Linked DNA regions of Mus musculus: all the other regions are linked to region 2. The links are chromatin contacts, found by Hi-C or POLR2A ChIA-PET in ENCODE. All regions are on one chromosome and are shown on one strand. The core of a region is the stretch at or near the end of the contact, and the rest is flanking DNA. Distances in the headings are between cores, read along the strand shown.

Evidence for each region. Hi-C counts contacts between places; a loop is a spot of excess contacts on that map. ChIA-PET counts read pairs that join two places held with the same protein, here RNA polymerase II (POLR2A).
Region 1: a loop to region 2 is called in a map of gastrocnemius, with 1.9 times the contacts of the local background. The contact joins two enhancer-like sites. A Hi-C loop is called at or near these places in 4 of 37 maps with a recorded cell type or tissue (Patski, gastrocnemius, heart and 1 more). POLR2A ChIA-PET finds 5 or more read pairs at or near these places in 3 of 5 experiments (Patski and embryonic stem cell).
Region 3: POLR2A ChIA-PET joins it to region 2 with 11 read pairs in embryonic stem cell. The contact joins two enhancer-like sites. POLR2A ChIA-PET finds 5 or more read pairs at or near these places in 2 of 5 experiments (Patski and embryonic stem cell).

Annotation. Positions count from the first base shown.
Region 1 is chr1:135,460,886-135,464,474 of GRCm38, reverse strand. It overlaps Nav1 (neuron navigator 1), which reads left to right. Exons shown (of 30, transcript NM_173437.2): 12 at 537-560; 13 at 676-753. Among named protein-coding and RNA genes, the nearest start is that of Mir1231, 8.0 kb to the right of the region's middle. Within about 2 kb of position 1,950, at least 2 of the 3 ENCODE cell types and tissues checked have a DNase peak (open chromatin) inside an H3K27ac peak, as active enhancers do; they include gastrocnemius, where a contact is called at or near this core.
Region 2 is chr1:135,506,324-135,509,753 of GRCm38, reverse strand. The region is part of intron 3 of Nav1 (neuron navigator 1); the gene reads left to right. Among named protein-coding and RNA genes, the nearest start is that of Gm32940, 4.0 kb to the left of the region's middle. Within about 2 kb of position 1,984, at least 1 of the 3 ENCODE cell types and tissues checked has a DNase peak (open chromatin) inside an H3K27ac peak, as active enhancers do; it is gastrocnemius, where a contact is called at or near this core.
Region 3 is chr1:135,553,211-135,556,805 of GRCm38, reverse strand. The region is part of intron 1 of Nav1 (neuron navigator 1); the gene reads left to right. Among named protein-coding and RNA genes, the nearest start is that of Nav1, 30 kb to the left of the region's middle. Within about 2 kb of position 1,810, at least 1 of the 3 ENCODE cell types and tissues checked has a DNase peak (open chromatin) inside an H3K27ac peak, as active enhancers do.

The DNA.
Region 1 (3,589 bases), core at 701-3,200, 45 kb after region 2:
TTCTGGCCTTGCCACCAACTCCCAAGCAACTCTGGTGTTTTTTTCCCTCCTTTGAAAAGTAAAGATCTCCTTGTTACAGCCTCCTTTCCCTGCCATGGGATTTGGGCAGTGTTTCTAGCACCCAAGATGAATAGGTCCCCAAGACTCTAGAGACCCCAGTAATGTACAGAATTGACCAAATGTCTACAGCCTTTGGCTTTCAGATCTCTTGACTCGTAGGTTTGTTTTAACCTTCATTCTTTCCTCCTTCATGGTGCTAACAGTCACGGTTTGCTTTCAGACCAACCAGCTTCATTCTCTAGCCTTCTCGGCAAGGACCAGGTTGGCTAAAGATGAGCACCCGAGAGGAGCCTAGTACTTAAACCTGAATGTAGCTCTGAGGAGCCAGGGCCAGGGGGACTCTCCTCTCTGCATCTGTCAATCATGCTTCTTCCAGTCTCTGCCCTGACATTTGGGCCCCGGCTTCTGCGCCGGTTCTCCATAGTAACCACCTGCTTTTTCTGTCTCTCTCTCTCCTTCTGTGCCCACTTCTCCAGGCTGAGGAGAGGATGCAATCTGAGGTAGGATACAAAGCCTTTGTCTCTGCTTCTTTAACACCGCCACACACTCCGATTTCAGTCTTAGTAATCTACCTCTGCCGTCAGCAGCTTGTCTCTCTCTCTCTTCCTTTCGCAGCAAATTCGGAAGCTTCGTAGGGAGCTGGAGTCGTCCCAGGAAAAGGTGGCCACCCTGACATCTCAGCTGTCTGCCAACGTGAGTACCCAAGCAGGATGAGACCTGGCTCCTGTTAAACCAGGCAGTGCGGGAAAGCGGTCTGACCGAGTCTGCCCTGGCCTGAGATCTCTGGGGAGAAGGTTGTATTCACGGCTCTAGAGCAGAAGATTTGGGGACTGTCCTTCAATTTTTCTGAGCCTTCATTCAGAACCATTTTTTCCCACCTTAATTCATTGATATGGCTGAGTTGGTGTCTGGTAACCTTTGACCTTCCTAACGAAAGCAGAGACCGTGGTTCTGCAGGGAGGCAGAAACAACCTTGCCATTGGCCATGGACAAAAGTCACAATTCATTTTAATTACCGAGCCCTCGATCGTTTCCACTGCCCTAGGGTGTGTTTTTCTCTTTATTGATGCCACACAACTGAACAGGCTCAGAGCCGGTTATTAGAATTCTGTCTGGGGACCACGAGGCCGGCCGGCTCAAGTCCAACTCCATCCTAGCAACCTGTGGAGTTCACCGTTGGCTCTGCCTCTATTCTGCCATTGATCTGAGCTGAGCTTCCTTCATCTTTGGAGCCAACATCCTTCATTTCTGCATCTAACCCACCTCCGTATGGCCACTTAGAGTGACTACCTTCCTCCTGACCTTAGTTTTTCTGTTCTGAGAGATGAGGAGGAACACACCTACCTCATCTAACTCCACTGTGGGCAGTTCCTCTCCTGTGACCAAATTGCAAACAGAGAACATAAGAGCCATTTTCTCCCGTAGTTGTAAACAACAGCTGAGCTGGGTCTCCAGGAGCTCTCCAAGTGTTTGCACAAAAAATAACCGCGTCTGCAGTTTCCGCAGCGCTTTCTCCTCTTCTCTCTTCCCTTCCTCTCTGGGGAGCTCAGCTGCCAGGCCTGAGCCTAGCCTTGAAACCAGGTAGAGTTTTTGCGTGTTTCCAGTGAATTTCAGCGACAGCTCTCTTACCACATTGGCTGTCGTCTTTATTCTTTCTCCCAAGTCCTCAGTTCAAAAGTCCTGTATTGACTGGTTTGCTTGAAGCTCATATCAAACTTCAAACTCTCTGGGACCAAAAGAATTATAACAGAAACAAGAATGGTCCTGTACCCCACCAGTCAAGGCCAGTGGCCTAGGTCATGTCCTGCATACCCTAGGAAATTCATGTCTGGGAGATGTCGAAGGGGAGAGGCGCCAGGGAGGTGGAGAACAGCCAGGGAGGCAGAGGACATTATTATGCCTGATTCACTTACACTGCAATCTGTCAGCCATCGTGGCTGTCAGGGCTGGACTAGTTCCAGAAAATGAATTTAGAGGGTGAATTTTCTTAGGACAGGAAGTTCCATTTGGCCAAGAGAAAACAAACTAAAACACAGTTCTGGTGAGTTCTGAATCTAGAGTCAGGTTTTGGCCAAGGGTCCGAGCCCTTCCCTTCAGTGGGAGATGTGATGCCAGGCCCCAGAGCTCGACTTGGGATCCCTGATGTTGAACCAATCTTACACCGTGTTGGATGGTGCAGCCAAGCTGCTGACGATGACACACTTGGCCAGGAAGCGGCCCTGATCACTGTATTGCCTCTACAAAAGGACCACTTGGCCTAGAGTCCTACAGGCACCCTAACCTGAGGTTGGCCTCAGAGCAAGGTGCCATGGAGGAAAAGAGACGTAGGAAAGAAGAGAGAGGCAAGGCCAGTCCCTCAGAGGGGGAGATGTGCATGTAGAAATGAGTGAAGAGGCCAGGGCCACTCCAGGCTCTGAGTAGATTTTCAGGGAATATGAATAGGGGCCGGGGAGGTGGTGGTGGTGGTGGTGATCAGAATTCGGCCTGAGGGGGCAAGCTTGAAATCCCAGGTACTTGAGAGGTTGCAGCAGCAGGAGGGTCACAAGTTCAAGGCCAGCCTGAGTAACTTAGTGAAATCTCTCAAATTTTGAAAAAAGACAGAAGGTCAAAGAAAGATGCTCAGAGCTTGCCATGTATTTGCCTGGGAGCCCAGGACTCTGCAGATTTACAGGAAACATGGAAGATACTGCCTCCGGTTTTCAGGCTCTAAGGCACTGGTGAAGTTTGACTTGTTGTTCAAAGAGGACACGTAGGAGGAGGCAGGGAGGGTGTTGCAGACACCACAGGGACTGGGCATGAGTGACCTACCCAAAGCCTTCCTCCTCTTGTTATGAGGGTAACAAGAGGACCATTTGCTGCAGTGCTCTCATGGGGGCTGTTTATCCATCCTTGAGTGGTCCCCTGTCTGCTCCTGTACCCCATTCCCTTTACCTTTTCCTATACCCATTGCTTCCAGGAGCTAGCTGGAGTCCAACCACTGGGAACCTTCCCCCCCCACCCCCCCTTCAGAGATCCAGAGTTCCCACAGGATCCAGCACCCTTTCCAATGTAGCCCTGCCCCCTAGTGGCCAAAATGGGGAATGCCCTGAAGTGGTTTGCATGGCTACTGGCATCCCTCACTCCCATGCCCCCACCCCCAGCCCTTCCAGAGAGAGGCATTAGTTCCAAACCCAGGGTGAGATAAGAATAGGGTTAGGGTGCAGAGGCAGAAGAGATAAACCAAACAGAACCTACTGGAAGGTCATTTTGTGCCACAAGAGCTGGCCCTATGTAGTGACGTTAAACCAAAAGCCATAAGACTGATCCCAGAGGCTGTTGTCCTCCCATTAAGCCGGTCCACTCACCTACCACACAAAACAGGGAGGGACTTTACCCCCGCTGATGTCCCTAGCAGCTCCTAAGGCCTGCCTCACCATCTGCGCTCTGTTATTCAAGAAGCTTGGTCTCTCCAGAAAGCCTATCTGATTCCACCTCGTCTGCCCATGGAGATCAATATGTTAAAACCACCCAGAGTTTTGTTTGCGTTGGT
Region 2 (3,430 bases), core at 735-3,234:
ATGGGAAAGGGAGAGGCATTGATATTTGTGACCCTATGGCTGCTTGGATCCCTTGCAGTGGGGCTGTGCCCTGGGGACGAGTAAGAAATGAGAGTCCTGTGATTTAAGGAAGCGCACTGTGAGGCACAGTCCTCTGCGGTAAGGTGAGGACGAGGGAGGAGGATGGAACCTAGAAGTGAGTGTGACCACAGCTCCACTACCCTAAGTCCCCAGAGCTAGCTTGGAGAATGCACTGAACTGAGGGAAATGGCCCATTACTGCGGCCAGTGCTGGGACTTTCTGGGTTTCCTGAGAGCTTATCTTAGGCTATCATCCCCAGATCTACACTGTTTTCCCTCAGACCTGTATGACTGGGAATGTTGGGGGGTAGGGGAGTTGACTGGGAGAACCACGTGCTAGGTGCAGTGGCCACACCTACCGCGCCTGCTTCCCTAAGCTCCCCTGGGGAGCCCAGCCTTGTCCCCTAGAGACAAGCTCCTGCCTTCTGGTGTTTCCTTGGAGGAATCCCCAAGTCTTAGTAGCTCTGCTTCGAACAGAGGGTAGGGGAAGAGCAAAGAACTGGCCAGTGCTTGGGAAGGGAGGCCTGTTTCTTTCTGCAGAAGTGTGGACACAGGTCCCAAAACTTTTTTTTTTTGTCCCTAACCACAGTCCACAGGCGGCCACCTTGCAAAGCTGGTAAGATTGTTCCCTGTTCCCACGACTGGCAAGGCTGTTCATGGAGACTAGATCCATTTAGGGTCCTCCGGGGAGTCTTTGGGTGAGACTAAGCGGTGCACAGTTCAGTGACTCTGGGAGAAGGTGGAAGGAAGGGTGGGTCGCAAGCTCTAACACCACCACCACCATTCTAACTGGACTCTACTTGGGTTCCACATGGGGTGTGCCCTGGAAAAACTGTAGCTTTGCCACCTCACTGAGATGTAGTCTTTGCTTCCCCGAAATCCCAGAGGGCCTGAAGCTCCTCCAAGTGACTCCCAACATCCATCACTGCGTCTTCCTACATCCACCCTCTCTTGGTACAAGATTTCTTCTCAGTTGATAGTTTTTCCTGTCCCCTTCTTTGGCCCCTTGCCATCCCAGAAAAGTCACTCTGTCCTCCGGCAACCTGGTCTTTGTTGAGCTGAGTTGCCTTATCCTGGGGCCACAGCTGCTGAGTACCTGGCTCAGTTTCTGGGCAGGTGTGCTGGGGGGGGGGGGCTTGGGGGTGTGGGGGCGGGACCTGTCTGCCAAAACCCAGAGAACAGAGGTCTCCTTATACCTCCCCAGGGATGGGGCTGTGGTTTCCTTTCCATCCAAGCCCAAGATCTGCAGGCTGAATGTGGATTAGCATCGCTCAGAGAGAGGGGATGTTGTAAAGTGTGGGTCGGTCCTGGAATTGCTACACTTGAGTTATAAAGCTTAAGTAGCCTGGCTCTAGTCCACAGAAGGGGCGCTTAACCCATCCATGCCTTTGCTCTGCGGACAGCTAGAAACTTCCTGGAAAGGATGTTTCCCTGGAGCCGGTGGGGGATCAAAGAGATGTTTTCCCTGAGTGCTCCAGCTCCCCTCAAGCCCAGAAGGAGATAGCACCACAGCGAAGGGAGGCCGAAGGGAGGCCGTGAGGATGCAGGGAGAATTGGCCCTCACAGGATTCACGACCAGCTTTTGAACCACCCTCAGCCCCATGGCTCCTTGCCCCTAGAGCAGATACCCAGGATTACAGCCTTTGCCCTGGAAGGATGTGTCTACAGTCAGCGTCCTGCACCCCCTCCCCAAACAATAGGCTCCCCTGGAGAGAACTATTTCCCCCTCCTCTGTCATTCAAATAGGAAATCTGTAGTCCAAGCTTATAGCCCCTTCAGCCCCCTACATTCCTTCCTAAGAATGGCCTGCAGGTAGAGCCCGGAATAGGTGTGAATAATACCTGTTTACTGCCTGTGCCTCACACAACGCACAGAGCCTAGCACAGAGCCTCGGGCAAGTCCCTGGGACTTGGCTTGGCACACATGCAGGCTCTGTGAGAGGACAGATGCCTGTGAGGGACCGCAAAGCCAACTTCTCGTTAAGGGGTTTTATGAGGCTAGACATGCACACCCCAGGCAAACCTCATTCACAGGCTTAACTTCCTCCTGCAAGACCTCTGCCCTGGCTTAGAAGGGAGGGCCGAGTGCAGTAGCAGGCTGGGGAGTCTCCTTTCCTCAGTATCCCCTTGTGCTCTGAAGCCCTGCCAAGGCTAGGGGCGTTATGGACACCCATTTCATCTTCTTGGTCATGTGGGGTGTTTTTCTTCTTCTTTTTTTTTATCATCTCCTCTCACAAATGAAAAAAAGAGATTGAAGGTAAGTAGATATGTCCGAGACCACAATGCAGGGACTGACTGACTAGTCATCCCACCTAGGTCTGTCTTGACTCGAAGCAACTCTAATGACCATGATTACTGGAGACTGTTCTCATCAGCACTAGTCCAGGCCCCTGGAGATGCTAAATGCTGAAGGTTCTGAGGCTAATTGGAGGCCTCAGCCAAGGCCTTGGGTTAGCCTCAGACTCTGGCAGGAATGTGGAAGGGGCATTTGTATGCTTGAAGTCAACTGACCTGGTGTGTAAGTCACTCTACTGCTGACTAGCTTTGTGACAGGACACAGGCTGCTTAGGCTCTGCCTCAGTTTCTCTCTTACTTACCTCCCAGGGTGCAGAGAGGACAGGGAGGTAGTGTGGGAAGCAGAGTGCTTTAAACGCAAGGGTGCACAGGCAGTAATGGACCAGGTGAGGCCCTCCCACCCACGAGAGACTCTCAGCTCTTTAGATTTTGTTTCTTCTTTTCCTTTTTCCTCTTCTTTTTCTTTGGTTGTTGCTGTTTTTGTGTTTTTGAGACAGGTTTCTCTGTGTAGTCCTGGCTGTGCTACAACTCACTCTGTAGACCAGGCTGGCCTCGAACTCACAGAGATCCATCTGCCTCTGCCTCCTGAGTGCTGCCATTAAAGACGTGTAATACCATGCCCAGCCTGTTTTTTCCATGTTACCCAGCCCTTTCCAGGTTCTAAAGATGGAGCCTAACATTATAATAGTCCAAACAGCTCCCTGGTTTAGAATCTCTTGATTTTTCCCTTAAATTCTTAATTGTCTACCTGTAGGTTTTTACTAGTCTAAGTTCTGTGTCACTGACAGTACGCTTACATTTTAATGACAACTCATATAAATATAGAGCTTTTCTTAAAGCTTGATCTGTTTTTCAAGCAGAAGTATCACATATCTACTATGTGTGATAACTGTGCCAACTACTGTGCTGGTGCCAGAGAAACAGCTGAATCCCAGAGGCCCGAGATTTAAGTTCTCCAGCCATTCGCTTACTCTGCGGACCCAAGTGAGCCCTTCAGAAGTCAGGCATGATAGTGGGAATCTAACACTGTGCAGCAAGGCAGGCATAGACCCCACATGTCAGAAGCTTGTAGTTGTG
Region 3 (3,595 bases), core at 561-3,060, 47 kb before region 2:
ACCAGATCAGAGCAGAAACATGGCTGTCCGTGTCATTGACACCTGCCCACTGGTCAAACCCAGGCATCCAGTTCTGAGGGCTGTTCCCATCGGAGAAGAGGTTCCTGTATCACAGGATTATCACTGACATTGGCCCAATACAAAATAATTATACAGGGGATTCTGAGAGCCAACATAATTAGTCCAATTAATCTCTGGCGATGAATTATTCTGTTCGATAATCGTCTTCGGAAGCAAAGGATTCATTAGCATCCCTGGCTGACAGCAGGGAGTCAAATGTCCTTTTATCTCCTTCCCCTGTCCCTGACAAGATAGAGTGAAATTGCTCTCACATTGATAAATTCTATCTCCATCAAGAAGGCTGGTACGGGGAGCAGCAGAGGCTGGGACCTGTGTATGAGGTTATGTGTCTGGCTCTCCACACACTTCTAACCTTGAATTTAAGGCCTCAGTTTATCCAGGGAGTCAGGAGGGGAATGGAGGGCAAGGTCTTCATTAGGGATTAACCAGCTCGAGGAAGGGTTTCCAGAGACGGATAATCCCAGCGTTCCCACCAAAATCCCTGCCAGTGTCTTATGGAAGCCCCGTGGTCTTCTTTTTTGTAGAAGCCTTTTATAGAAGCTACTGGTTGGAAAGGCAAGGAGTAGACTTGGAGGAGGGCGCTTTGTCTGTGGTGCTCAGTCGGCCCACGTTCTGAGAGAGGTGTGAGTGCTCATGGGAGTGTTGGTGGATGCTCAGATAAGGATCTCAGAGCATCTGGGCTGTGGGTTTGCCTGCTAAGTGTCTGTATACTGTAAACTGTATACTCCATGGTTTCCTTACTGGGCTGCCCAAGGCTCAGAGCTTGCCTCCACCGCAGGGCCTCTTAACTAGCTTCTTCACTAGTCTTTCTTTCCAGAGAATGAACATTATACGCAGGTATAAGATTTGCATTTAATTTCGGAGTTTCTAGACCCTCTGCAGCTCCTTCGGTTCATGGATTCTTTCCTCGAGGGATTTGAGCTCTATAGAGAGGAGCAGGTGTGATGACAAGAGTCAACCTCTGCATTGCCGACACTGAGGCCAGATAGCCCTCAGTTGAGGGTGCTGCCCGGAACATTGGAAGATGTTTGGTAACATCCACAGCCACCGCATACTGGATGCCAGTAACATGTCCGTCTAGTCAAGAGTCCCCAGAAGTATTTCTGTTCTCAGTTGAGAGCCACTGTAACAGGGTCACAACTGAACCATCAGCTCCGGGGCCCAGGACAGTGGGTTTGTGAGAGAAGGCTCTCAGGCTCTGGGAGAGGTGTGAGAAGCTTGGTTTGCTCTTTTGTTTTCCCAAGAGTCTGGCACAGTGATAGTGCTGAGAGTAAGCTCTCTGACAGGGAGCTGCAGCCAGGGAGGCCAGGCCTGCCAGGTTGAAGGCATAGCATACGCAAAGGAACAAAGGTGTTGGTCGTGCCCGTGTCTCCAGGGAATGCAGACAAGCCACCTTGTTGTCCCTGGTCTCTGGCTGAGGAACAGAACTGTGGGACCTCCTTTCCTGCCAGGTGGGTGGATGGTAAATAAGAGGGAAGGGAACAACTTTCTGAATCTTCCATTAACTGGTCACAGCACGCCCCCAGTGAACCTAGGATTCTAAGAACAGCCCAGCTTAAGGTTCTAACTTAGCACCTGCTCATGGGGCAGACGCGTGCGTAGCTTCCCCAGCTGTGGACCAGGAGCCGTGTCAGCAAAGGGGAATGTTCAGCTGAAAGCAGACGCAGACAGGAAGCCTGAGTCGCTCGTGGTCATTGGTCACAATTTATGTGTTGTGGCTTTTCCAGGACTGTATGTCCTCTCCCTCTTCCCAACCCCCGTTCCTTCTTGGCTGTGGAGCTGATCTGCTTCTGGAATCTCTTCTCCCTGTTGTCTCCTTTCATTCATTTATACGTACGTTCACTGTTCACTCGTTTGCAAACGTTTAATGAGCCTGTGTTGTCTCGCTGAGGATCTCACTAGAGTGGCTTGTATGGGCAGGAGACTACGTGACCACACGCTGAGCTCTGAGGATGTGGCAGGAGCCAAGCGCTGCCTAACAGCTGGCTGAGTGAGGCCCTTTAGAAGCCTTTTAAGGGAAAGGGCCATTGAAAGAGGAGAATTAGGGTGAGTGACAGATAGCTCAGTTTAAAAGTCTGGGTAGTGAGTTTTATTGTAGGGTTTTGTTTTTTTTTTTTTTCTGTGTGTTTAAAAAGTTGTATGTCCAGTAAAATATGTCTGCCTGCCTGGGGACAATTGCTCTGACTCCCAGGTACCAGGAATTTGTAATGGCTCAGAAAATGGAGGAAAATCTTTAAAATGAGTTCCTGGTCTCCATTAAAAGCGTTTATGGTGTCTGGGGAGGCATTTCCCACTGATTTGTACCTGAAGAGAGCATGGAGGCTGGAATGATGGAGAGGAAGACAAAGACGCACGCTCAGGAGAGCGTGTGTGTGTGTGTGTGTGTGTGTGTGTGTGTGTAGTGTGTGTGGTGTGCATGTGGTGTGCACGTTTGGTGTGTATGTTTGCTCTTGTGCAGTGTGTGTGTATGTTCATGTGTGTGTTCAGTGTGTGTGTGTGTAGTGTGTTGTATATGTGTAGTGTGTGTGTGTGTGTATGTGTGGTGTATTGTGTGTGTAGTGTGTTATATGTGTGTTGTGTGTGTGTGTGTGTGTGTGTGTGTGTGTGGTGTATTGTGTGTGTGTGTGTGGTGTGTTGTATGTGTGTAGTGTGTGTGTGTGGTGTATGTATACGTTTTTGTGGTATGTGTGCACACATGCATGAGTGTGTGTGTGTGTGTGTGTGTGTGTGTGTACATTTAAGACAGAGACAATAAAAGTCAGGTGTTCGCTGGGACGATGGGGCAGAGCCATAGAGTCTACCTGCAGGAAGGATCTAAGACAGAGTACTGGGTTGGGCCCCCTCAGAAAGAGAATCAAGGACAAGATGATCTCCACCTGTGGGGAATAAAGCCTGTCACAGCTGGAGTCAGGCTGCTGCATTTGGAAAGAAAGGGCAAGGGCTGGAGGTCCAGAAGCTGGCCTTGGAAAGGAAATGAGCTGGAAAGACGGGGCGGAATGGTGGCAGTTCAGGAGAGAGAGGTGACAGTGTGTGTGTGTGTGTGTGTGTGTGTGTGTGTGTGTGTGTGTGTGTCTGTCTGTCTGTCTGTCTGTCTGTCTGTCTGTCTGTGAGGTGTTGTCCTTGCTCATTTGTTAATCGGTGAGCAGGAAGAGCCCAGCAGGAAGGGGAGTGGGGAGAGTCAGGGATCAGAGACAGCTTCCTGCTAAAACCCACACAGCCAGAAAGAAGGGTTCTTCTCAGAGCCTCCACTCGGCTGAAGCAATGCTGCTCAGCAGAAAAGGAGTTCAGGATGAATGGGTGTAAAGTGGAGCTGGAGTTCATTAAGAGCATTCAGCATGGCTTCAGCATGAACACTGCCAGGAGGAGAAACTCTTTAGTGAAAAGAGGACATACCCAGGCGTGGGTGTGAGCGCCTCCAGAGACAGTTGCAACCTGTGTCTTAACAATCACCACACGTACAATTTGGGTGGCTTCTGAAGATAGTGTTTTCCTAAGGGACTTGAAGGAATTTTGA